Regions from separate parts of the Homo sapiens genome. Here region 1 is linked to region 2. A link is a contact called in ENCODE Hi-C data. All regions are on one chromosome and are shown on one strand. Each heading gives the region's core, a stretch centred on a gene start or an enhancer-like site at or near the end of the contact. The rest is flanking DNA. Distances are from core to core; before and after follow the strand shown.

Region 1 (4,970 bases), core at 1,911-4,410, 520 kb before region 2:
CGAAACAAATGCCTTAGCAGCAGGCTCCCCATTCTCTTTGCCGGGCGGAGGTGCTGGGTTTGGCCTGGGTCCCCTGCTTGGTGTTCATTTTGTTCATCTGCAGGATGACAGGGGACCATCTGGGTTTTCGAGTGGGTGTCACTACATGTGAGCAGCTCCTCCAGACAAGCCTATTAGGTCCCTCTCAGGAACACCCAGGGAGCCAACCCTGGCAATGCAACCACAGCAACCAGTGCCCTAAGCCCAGGTCAGGACACCCAGTCACAGGAAAAAGCCACAGTCACCAGGAATTTATCAAGTCACACAGCAGGCTTGCCCATGCCTCAACCTCTCTCTCCCTCTACACAAGTCCCCATCCCCATTTCTCCTCTAACTGCATCCCTTTCCCAGCCGGCCTGACCTCCCTGCCCTCTGCCCTCTGCACCTCTGTAACCCAGGAGGCACTGCAGCCTGGCAGTGGTTCCAAAATTAGCTGCACACTAGGATCACCCGGGGAGCTTTCAAAAGTCCCAATGTCATCCCATAGGGATTAAATCAGGATGATTTAATCAGACATCCTGATTACATGTCCGGTGGGTGGGAAGCAGATATCAGTATTTTTACTGGTGGACTAGGTTTTGAATCTAGGCTTCATCATCTCATTAGCTGTGTAGCCTTGGGCAAGTTACTGAAGCCAAAACGGAGATAATACTAGCAGTAGCACCTGTCTCTTAAGATTGTAGCAAATATGAAATGAGCTAACGCTCATAAGGAGCCTTAAACAGTGCCTGATGTGTAAGGTATGTGCGTCCACCAGGTGTGCCCCAAAGGAAACCAGCACCTTACAGAGGAAAGGCCATGCAGGAGAATCCGTGTACCAACTCCCCTAATTGTGAAAGGGCAAAGAATGCGCTGACATCAAGTCCCTGCTTGGTGTGGAGCATGCATCATTGTATTTTGTCTGTACAGTGGTTCCTCAGCATCAAGATTATGATAGTCGTTGTGCAGAAGAATAAGGCTAAAAGAGACAAACTCAGGTGGGTCTAGTGATGGAGCTGGGATTTATAACCAGGTCTTTCTCACCCCCAAACTCATGTCCATTGTTATGAAAAATGCTTTGGTTTATAAGAAAAAAAGGGAGAAAATATTTTGTGTAGTCTCAATGTCTTTCACTAGTAAAAATGCAGTGAGGTTGTTTGTATGGTGCAGTTGTGGGGCTGGAACCCATCAAACACCAAGAAGTGCTTTCATTTACTCAGAATAGGGTAGGTGCTAATTAAATCATGGAAACCAACATCAAGATGAGTACAGCCTCACTGCTAATATTTTTTTGTAAAAGTTTAGGCAGGAAAGTTGCTGTTCTGCATTTTGGGTTCAAAATCAGACTACGTTTGCTAGCTATGTGACCATGGCCAATGACTTAATCGCTCTGTAATTCAGTTTCCTCACCTGTCAGTTGGAGATAATAAGAAACTCCCTCATAGAGTTATGAGGCTTAAATGAGCTAAATATAGGCCTACCCCTCAGGGCAGCACCTGACACATAGTATGTGCCCATTCAGTGGTCATATTGCTGTTACTACCATTTAGGGAATGCAAATCAGTCTTCCAAACTCCAAAGTTTCAAGTGGCTATTCCAAATTAGATAGAAGAGTGTTAGGTGAATATCAGAAATGCAACTGGATTTTAATAATTTCTTTTTAATATTAATAACTCAAACCCCCATTCACACTACTCCTTCCAAGTAAACATTCCACACTTTTTCCCCAGCCTGTGTCCCCTTCTGCCGCAAGGTCCTGGACCCTGCTCAAAGAAAACTGATTTAGGCCTTCCTGTAGGCATCTGAGAGCAAGTCAGATGGTTGCCTGCACAGACACAGACAGCGTGGATGGGATTTTGTCTGCAGGCAAGGGTCAAGGCTGGCCGAGCCGATCACTGAGCTCTCCTGCTCCTCCTCCCTGGAAGAGCACCGGCAACTCGACAGTCTCCCCTTGCCCAGCCTTCAGCCAGGCTCCTCTGAATGCTCTTCTCAGCGAGGCCTCAACCTTTGCACTTCTATGCTCATCTCTGCATCGCCTGATTTTAGCAAAAAGCCTAAGTCAGTGTAGCCAGAATGCCCCACCCTCAGTATCTGATCGCTTTGCTATCTGATCCACATCCTCGTTCCCACCGTCCCCCAGGCGACATCTGATCACACTGGCCTCTCTCCTGAAAGAATCCTGTCAAGTTGGTTTAGCGAGAAGCCCCCCTGCCCTTAACATCTCCTCTTAATAATTTTCCATCCACTGGCGTCCCCCTGACCTTGGCTATGAATCCCCACTTGTCCATGTTGTACTCAGAATTGAGCCCAGTTTTATACAGAGGTCTGGTTTTCCTTAGTATACAAGAGTTTGTCAAGAATCTGTTTTGTTATTGTTATTGTTGTTGTTGTTGTTGTTTTTGAGACAGAGTCTCTCTCCATTGCTAGGCTGGAGTGCAGTGGCACGATCTCGGCTCACTGTGATCTCTGCCTCCCGGGTTCAAGCCATTCTCCTGCCTCAGCCTCCTGAGTAGCTGGGATTACAGGCACGGGCCACCACACCCAGCTAATTTTTGTATTTTCAGTAGAGACGGGGTTTCACCATGTTGGCCAGGATGGTCTCGATCTCCTGACCTCGTGATCCACCCGCCTCGGCCTCCCAAAGTGCTGGGGTAACAGGTGTGAGCCACCGCGCCCGGCCCAAGCATCTGTTTTTACCACTTTACTGTCCAGCTCTGGGTACTGACAATCTCCACATATGCACACATGTGAGCACGTGGGCACACACACACACACATGTCCATGCATGTGTGTTCAGCCCCCTCCCCACCCCTCACCCCACACAGCTCTGGCTGCTCTCCTCAGCAGCCCCTCGCAGCTGGGCTCTGGAGCTTCTCTGGTCAGGAACATGGAAGCAGCCCCTGGTCCCCAGCTAGTAACATTTATGAATCTTTTACACCAGTGACCAGAAATAGCACCAACCGCAGTCCACAGTGGCCACGTCGGGCTTGGGAGGCTCGGCCACCAGCCTCTGGATCTGGGCCAGCGTGCTGCAGGCTTCCTCCATCTCTTGCCAAACGAGAAACACGTCCTCTCTGACTCCAGCTCCTAAAAGGGGAGACACAGCATGAGCGGCCGGCTGAGACAGGCCCAGGAATGTGGCAGCCCGCCTAGCAGGCCTGACGCATTGCAGCCAAGTTTCTGGAACATTTCTGAACATCAAATTCCGCTTCCCCCACTAATCTCTTTCTGAGAATCAGAACTGAAATCCCCAAGGAAGTGATATCATCTCAAGAAATCATAAATGCAGACTTTAGGATACAATAAATCCTTCTAAAGTAAATGTTTGTAGCAGCCAGAATATTTAAAATGAATTATTGATAATACCCAAATAAGATAGGAATAAAAACATTCAAAAGCACCTCACACAAGCCAGGGTCACCGCTGCGAGGAGGGGAAATGCAATGGAATGTTGTGAAAGCAACAACCCCTAATCCTTTCGCCATGTAGCCAAGGTGTCCTGCTTCTTTGAAACCACAGGTATAATATTTCCCCCAATGTAATAGTGATTGCCTGGTCTCCTTTTCTGGACCTCTACTGTCTCAGTTAAGGGATAGGTTTGACTCTATAACACTTTTTTAAAATGACATGGCACCATTAATTTAGATATTTATGTCTTTCAATCAATCGAAGTTCATGCCAAGGAGAGTGGTTTAGGGCTGGGATACAGGCTCTGCCTTCATCGAGATCCAGGCTCTAACAGATCAGCAGTTTCTAGATGTTGGGGCGGGTGGGCCGGGGGGAAATGGATGTGCACTCTGTGGTGTGCCATGCAGAGGTGCACGGTGAGAGGTCCTGTCCTGCTACCTTAACTGTATCAAAGTCAAGGTCCCAGCCATGCTGTGGTACTATGTTACTATGGGGGAAAGTGGGTAAAGAATAGATGGGCAGGCTGGGCACGGTGGCATACGCCTGTAATCCTGTAAAACTTTGGGAGGCCGAGGCGGGCAGATCAATGGAGGTCAGGAGTTCGAGACCAGGCTGGCCAACATGGTGAAACCCCGTCTCTACTAAAAATACAAAAATTAGCTGAGCGTGGTGGCCCGTGCCTGTAATCCCAGCTACTCAGGAGGCTGAGACAGGAGAATCACTTGAACTGGGGAGGCGGAGGCTGCAGTGAGCTGAGATCACACCACTGCACTCCAGCTCAGGAGACAGAGTGAGACTCCAGCCCAGGAGACAGAATGAGACTCCATCTTGAAATAAATAAATAAATAGATAAATAGATAAATAATAGATGGGCATCTCCCTGTATCACTTATTACCACTGCCTGTGAATCTATAATTATCTCAAAATAAAAAGGTTAATTTTTAAAATCTTGAAAACAGATCCACACTCTTTCTATCCTGCTCCTCGGTCATCTCAGCACATCCTTCTGTCTTCAGCCACCTTATGATTCAACATGGTGTCCTTAGTGCCAAGCAGCACGTCCTGAGCAGCAGGGCCACTGGGAGGACACAGAAGCACACCCCCTGATGGAGTCAGTTCCTTCGAGGCACCCTGCCCAGAAGGCCCACCCCACAGCTTCATTACTTAGCCACTGCCAGAATGGCATCACGCAGCCCCATCTGGCAGCAAGGGAAATTGAGAAATGCTTTTAGGCTGGGTATACTGCAACCCTAAGTAAAATTGGGGCTACAGCCTAAGGAGCAAGGGAGTGTATCTGGGTGGCAACTGGCAGTCCCTGCCCCTTGGCTGAGACATGTTCTGTCACCAAATACACCGAAAAGCCCCTTCCTCCCACTTCCCAAGTCTGCATGATAATTAACTGATGCCCAATATCCCACAATCACAGATGATGAGAGACCACCCTCCAGTCTACGGGGCACCCCAGGAGACTCATCCACCCGGGGCCAAAGGACTGATCCTAAGCCAACAAGGCAGACTAGGGCAGACCAGAGTTGATGTTTCT
Region 2 (5,357 bases), core at 697-3,196:
TGTCCTCTTCACCTAAAAGGGAAAAAAGGTGGTTTATGGTCATCCAACCTAGAAAGGGAGACTTTCAACATGAATTTCTTTTCCTCAGACATCTCTGATACACAAGTAAGACTATGGTTGATATCTTAAGAGATCAGTTCAAGCCCTCCTCCCATTCTTCAGATGAAGAAATTGAGGCTCTGAGTTCACCTATGAGTAAACTGACCTTGTATCAAGGTCACTGTAAATTCTAACAATTCCCTTGCCTATGTAGAACGCAAAGCAGGGTCCGTTCTGGTATGTATCCCTAGTGTCTAAAATGATGCCTGGCATAGAAGCAGTATAACAATAAATATTTGCTGGGTGGGTACTCCTTCATGCCGCACTCCCAGTGAGCCAGTCTTACCGCTGTGCTGCGCTTCTTTCCAGTAAGGATGAACTATCAGGCATAATGAGGCTTGAGAGTGTCAAGACCCTTAGACAAACTTACCAACATGCACTCACACACTGAAGATTTGAGGCAGCTTACACACTATTGTAGGATATATTAAGCAAGTGGATAAAAAATAGAGGTGAGGTACTTACAGATGCAGCCTACTATTCTCTTGTTGGAGATGGAGGGGACTAAATTAGGGTCTTCCCTGGTGCCTGAAGCTCCCTTTGGGGCCAGTACATTGTATGGGTCCTGAAGAAAAAACAAAAAACAAAACAAAACAAAAAAAACAAGAATTGAACCATTAGGCCAAATAAGCCCTACCTTCCAGAAGCTCAGGGGACTGTTCCTACAAGCCAAGTTTCCTGTATCAAATACTCCCAGAGAGGAGACCACTATGAACACATCCAAGGCCATAAGTTACACAGAAGACACAGAAGGGAGTTTCTCCTTACCAGTCCCTTCTTTGCAGCCAGCATGATCTCCCTCTCCAACCCAGTCGCCTGCTCTTCATCAGTGGGAACACCACCTAAAGGAAGATAACGTGAATTATGACGCTGACTGAAATGACTGATAGAAAAACTACAAACAGAAATGATCAAGGAAAATGGTGCCCCGAAACTTCTGTATAAGTTTTAGCGGGCTCACAAGCTCCTAAAGGCTACTCATATCCATGGTCCCCTAAGAACCACCAAGTACCCATCCACACAAGCGGCAGCACTCGGGGGAGCTTTTTTTTTCTTTTTTGAGACGGAGTTTTGCTCTTGTTGCCCAGGCTGGAGTGCAATGGCGCGATGTTGGCTCACGGGAACCTCCGCCTCCCGGGTTTAAGCGATTCTCCTGCCTCAGCCTCCCGAGTAGCTGGGACTACAGGCGCGCGCCACCACGCCCGGCTAATTTTTGTATTTTTAGTAGAAACGGGGTTTTACCATGTTGGCCAGGCTGGTCTTGAGCTCCTGACCTCAGGGGATCTGTCCGCCTCGGCCTCCCAAAGTGCTGGGATTACAGTTGTGAGCCACCGCGCCCGGCCTATGAGCTTTTCTTTCTCCAACCACCGAGGCAAATTTGTCGACATTTGTCTAAAAGCATGTAGAACCCACTCTGCTTGAGGTGGGCGCAGGTTTGAAGGGAGGCCGGACCCCTCCCCATCCCGGTGGCAGCCCCGGTCCCTCCCAAGGTCACCCGGCACCTCCGTTTAGGATACTTTCGCAGCGGAGTGAGTTCGGGGAGCGGCAGGAGCAGCGGTCCAGAATTACAGGGAGATGCCTGCAGAGCCTGAGGCACTGGGGACCGTAAAGCGGCCACTGGGACCTCGAGAAGCTGCACGAGCCGCGCCGCTTTGCCGCCCTGGGACCACCCTGGGAGGGCAACACTCTGGTCCCTGGCACGCCCGGAGACCCGAGTACCTCCAGATGCCATGGAGCGCATCGCGGCCGCGCCACTGGGGCCGCGAGCCCTCAGGGCCTGCGCGGCCAGCGTTCCAGCTCCGCGAAGTAACCTTGAAGCCATTGCGTCCGCGACTAGCAGCAAAACTTCCGGGAACAAGCTGCAGAGACAGGAGGGACTTCCGGGGGCGGGCTTCTTTCTCCTCTCGGTCAGCTTTCGGCTTCCTCCCAGCCCTCGAGCCCGCCCACTCCCAAGACTGTGGCGGGGGCGGAAATTGCGCATGCCCAGCTCTGCCTCTTTCTGCACCGCGTAGTGGCTGAGGCTTGGGGGCGGGGTTGCCTTTAATAACGCTGGGAGGTGGGAAAGTCTTTTTGGTCCCTGGAGTTGAGCGGCTGAACCACATTGGAGTTCCTGTGGGTCTGGCCCCGTAGTCGTGTTCAGCAAACGTGGAGGCTGCTAATGGAAGCTATTAGGTCCCCGTCTGTGAAGAGACTTACTGAACCCCAAATGATTTGAATTTAGAAGTGGGCTCCTAAAGATCACTGCGTTCCTTACTAGGCTGGTTAGTGGCAGGGCTGGTTCTGGCAGTGCGTGGGCCGTCGCGAGCGTGTCGCATTGGACGGGACCTACCTGCAGTCCTGGCCCAGTTTCGTGTTAGAGTTGTACTGTGTGTGGGAGGCGCGGAGGTCCCGGCCTGGGGAGGAGGACAGGGCCGGGGGCGGGACCCCCTACCAGGACCAAGGCCCTGGTGATGTGAAGGAAGTGGCCACTCTTTTTCGAGGCTACTAAGGGAGGAGGAGCAGGAAGGGGAGTTGATAATAGGAAATGGAGTTAGAGCCTGCTGTGACTGGAGTTCCTTGTTTGAAACGGAAAACATATTCCGTCCATGGCTTCCCGTTGCCCATAGGCTAAGATGTGCAAATTTCTTAGGGTGAGCTTTAGTCAGTATAGCCCTGTGACAGGCTAGCTGCATGCGGTATCTGAGTTTCCCTACCAGATAGAAAAATCCCCTTAGAGTGGGAATTAATGCTCATCATTGAATCTTCAATGCCTTGCAGAGGTCTGGTATATAGTAGGATCCAGTAATTTTAGTAAATTTACTACTTGGATAGAGTATACAAAACCAGTTTATAGGGCTTTTCCTGGCCCAGTGAGGTCAATTGGAGGCAACATGGGGAGAGTTGAAGGCTTAGGTGCTCCCGCCTGTCTCATGCAGGCTACGGTATTTTCAAAAGGACGTGGTGGAGCGTTGCTTCACAGGAGCACGTCTGGTCTTCCTGGGTGCCCCCTCCACCAATTAAAAAAAAAAAAAAAAAAACCCTGTATTCTAAGGCCAAAATTTCTTTAAAGGTGGTTTTTGCTTTGAATGGCTTCACTGTTACTCCCTTCTCCCTCACCTCCACTGCAACCCCTCCAAGTTGAATTGGGCGAAAATTCTGAGGATCTGTAGTTAATTTGCAACTGTGGTTAAGGTCTTAGGCAGGAGAAAAAAGCATTGGTCTGGAAAGTAGCCCCACCAGCTAGTTCAGCTACTTTTTATCCTTTGGGCCGCCATTTCTACATCAGTAAAACTGTCGTTCAACTAGGTTAGTATTTCCCAAAGTGTATTGCATGGCATCCAAGTCTCAAGACATGATCTCAAGAAAAAGGACTTGGTCAAGACAGGGAGGGCCTGCATTTGATGACCACCCTTTTGGAGATGGACACTAGCATAATAAAGGCTCTGATTAGGCTTGCAGTAAAGACCTCTTATTTAATTTACCTGCAGTTTAAGCCAGAGTTTCCCTGTCTTAATTGACCACAAAATCCTTTCTGAGGAACACCTACTAACTTGCCCCTCAGCAAACCAGTGAGGTATTCAGCTCTGATATGTTATGATTCCCTGCTGCCTGACCAGAAGTGGTTTACTCCAGGCTATAAAATGGAAATTGAGTTTAGGCTTCTCACTCTCATAGTAGGCTTGCCTAATAATAGGAAATTTTCGCAGGCCCTCATCCAACTCAGGAAAACCTCAGCCTCACTCTGGGATTATTTAGATTGTGTGAGTGAGCTCCAAGGTCAGGTCCAGGCTCCCCAGATGTCCCCGCATCCCTTGCTGCTTCCAGCTCCCACCACTGTCAACTCACACCCAGTCCCTCAGGTCTCCTTTGGAAACAGTTGGCTTGGGGAACAGTCTGCCACCTCTGCTCTATCATTGTCTTTGCCAGCACAATAAACTTATTTTTATAGGATAATTTTCAGTTGTCAAAATAAATGTACATTATAAGTTGAACAGCACAGATATATAAGGAACAAGCTAGCAGTTTGGTGCTTATCCTTTTTTTCCTTTCCCTATGACAGAGTTTCTCAAGCTCAGCACAACTGACATCTTGGGTTGATAATTCTTTGAGGGAGGTTGTGCATTGTAGGATTTAACCCTATGTCATTAGCACCTCCCTGACATGATAACCAAAAATATCTTCAGCCATTGCCACATGCCCCCTGGATTTGCAAAATTCCCATTGAGCATCACTGCATATATGAATATAAAATATAAAAACATAACTACTATACAAAGTTTTAGTTAGTTGCTTCTTTCATTAAAAAATATTTTGTAGGCTGGGTGCGGTGGCTCACACCTGTAATCCTAGCACTTTGGGAGGCTGAGGCAGGCAGATCACCTGAGGTCAGGAGTTCAAAACCAGCTTGGCCGACATGGCGAAACCCTGTCTCTACTAAAAATACAAAAATTAGCTGGGAGCGGTGGTGGGCGCCTGTAATCCCAGCTACGTGGGAGACCGAGGCAGGAGAATCACTTGCACCCGGGAGGCAGAGGTTGCAGTGAGCCAAGATCACATCATTGCACTCCAGCCTGGGCGACAGAGCAAGACTCCGGCTCAAAAAATATATATATTTTGTAGATGTCCCTTCAGATCAATACATCTAGATCTTAACTTACGTGATGGCTGCAGAATATTCCCTACTGTGAATGTACGTTAATGTGCCCAGCCATTCTCCCATGATGAATATTCCAAAGGCTTCTAGTTTTTTGCCTCTCATACAATGCTGCAGTATATTCTCATACAATATCTGAGAGTATATTCTTATAGAAGCAAATATTTCATTTTCAGTAGAAGCTTATGCTCATTAACAAATGGCCATAAAATGTTTTTTTAAAAGTTGATAATTTTAAAAATAATATCAGCAAGCTTTTACCATTAAAATCTCCAAGGGGTTTAGTCCTTTTGATATTTTTCTGTACATGTTTTTGTCTATATCCACCTTTGTCTATTTTTTAAAAAAATTTTTCTAAAATAAGTCATATTTATTTATTGTATTTTAAAGCTCAAAATGTATTTAAACATTTTATTAATTTAGGCTCTTTTAAATAATATCTTATTTGATATGTTCAGTTAATTACTAGTTGGTAAGTTTAGATATAAAGTTTTTAAATGGCAGAGGTCTATTTCATAAATTATGAAGCCTGAGGTTGTCAAACCCTAATTTGATCAATGCACAATTTATACATGTATCAAAATATTATATCGTATGTCATACATATGTGCAATTTTTATATATT

The links. A loop is a pair of places that touch in the nucleus more often than their neighbours do. Pooled maps may share reads with other maps.
Region 1: a loop to region 2 is called in a map of ascending aorta, with 6 times the contacts of the local background. The contact joins the enhancer-like site here to the promoter of COX5B in region 2. A Hi-C loop is called at or near these places in 1 of 168 maps with a recorded cell type or tissue (ascending aorta) and 4 of 50 pooled maps.

The regions. Positions count from the first base shown.
Region 1 is chr2:98,160,986-98,165,955 of GRCh38, reverse strand. It overlaps VWA3B (von Willebrand factor A domain containing 3B), which reads right to left. Exons shown (of 28, transcript NM_144992.5): 8 at 2,980-3,105. Among named protein-coding and RNA genes, the nearest start is that of VWA3B, 76 kb to the right of the region's middle. RefSeq lists an enhancer at 2,430-2,976. Within about 2 kb of position 3,160, at least 13 of the 41 ENCODE cell types and tissues checked have a DNase peak (open chromatin) inside an H3K27ac peak, as active enhancers do.
Region 2 is chr2:97,642,651-97,648,007 of GRCh38, reverse strand. It overlaps COX5B (cytochrome c oxidase subunit 5B), which reads right to left and starts at 1,946. Exons shown (of 4, transcript NM_001862.3): 1 at 1,819-1,946; 2 at 868-941; 3 at 565-664; 4 at 1-12. The coding sequence starts at 1,921. RefSeq lists enhancers at 1,842-2,021, 2,202-2,251, 2,054-2,988.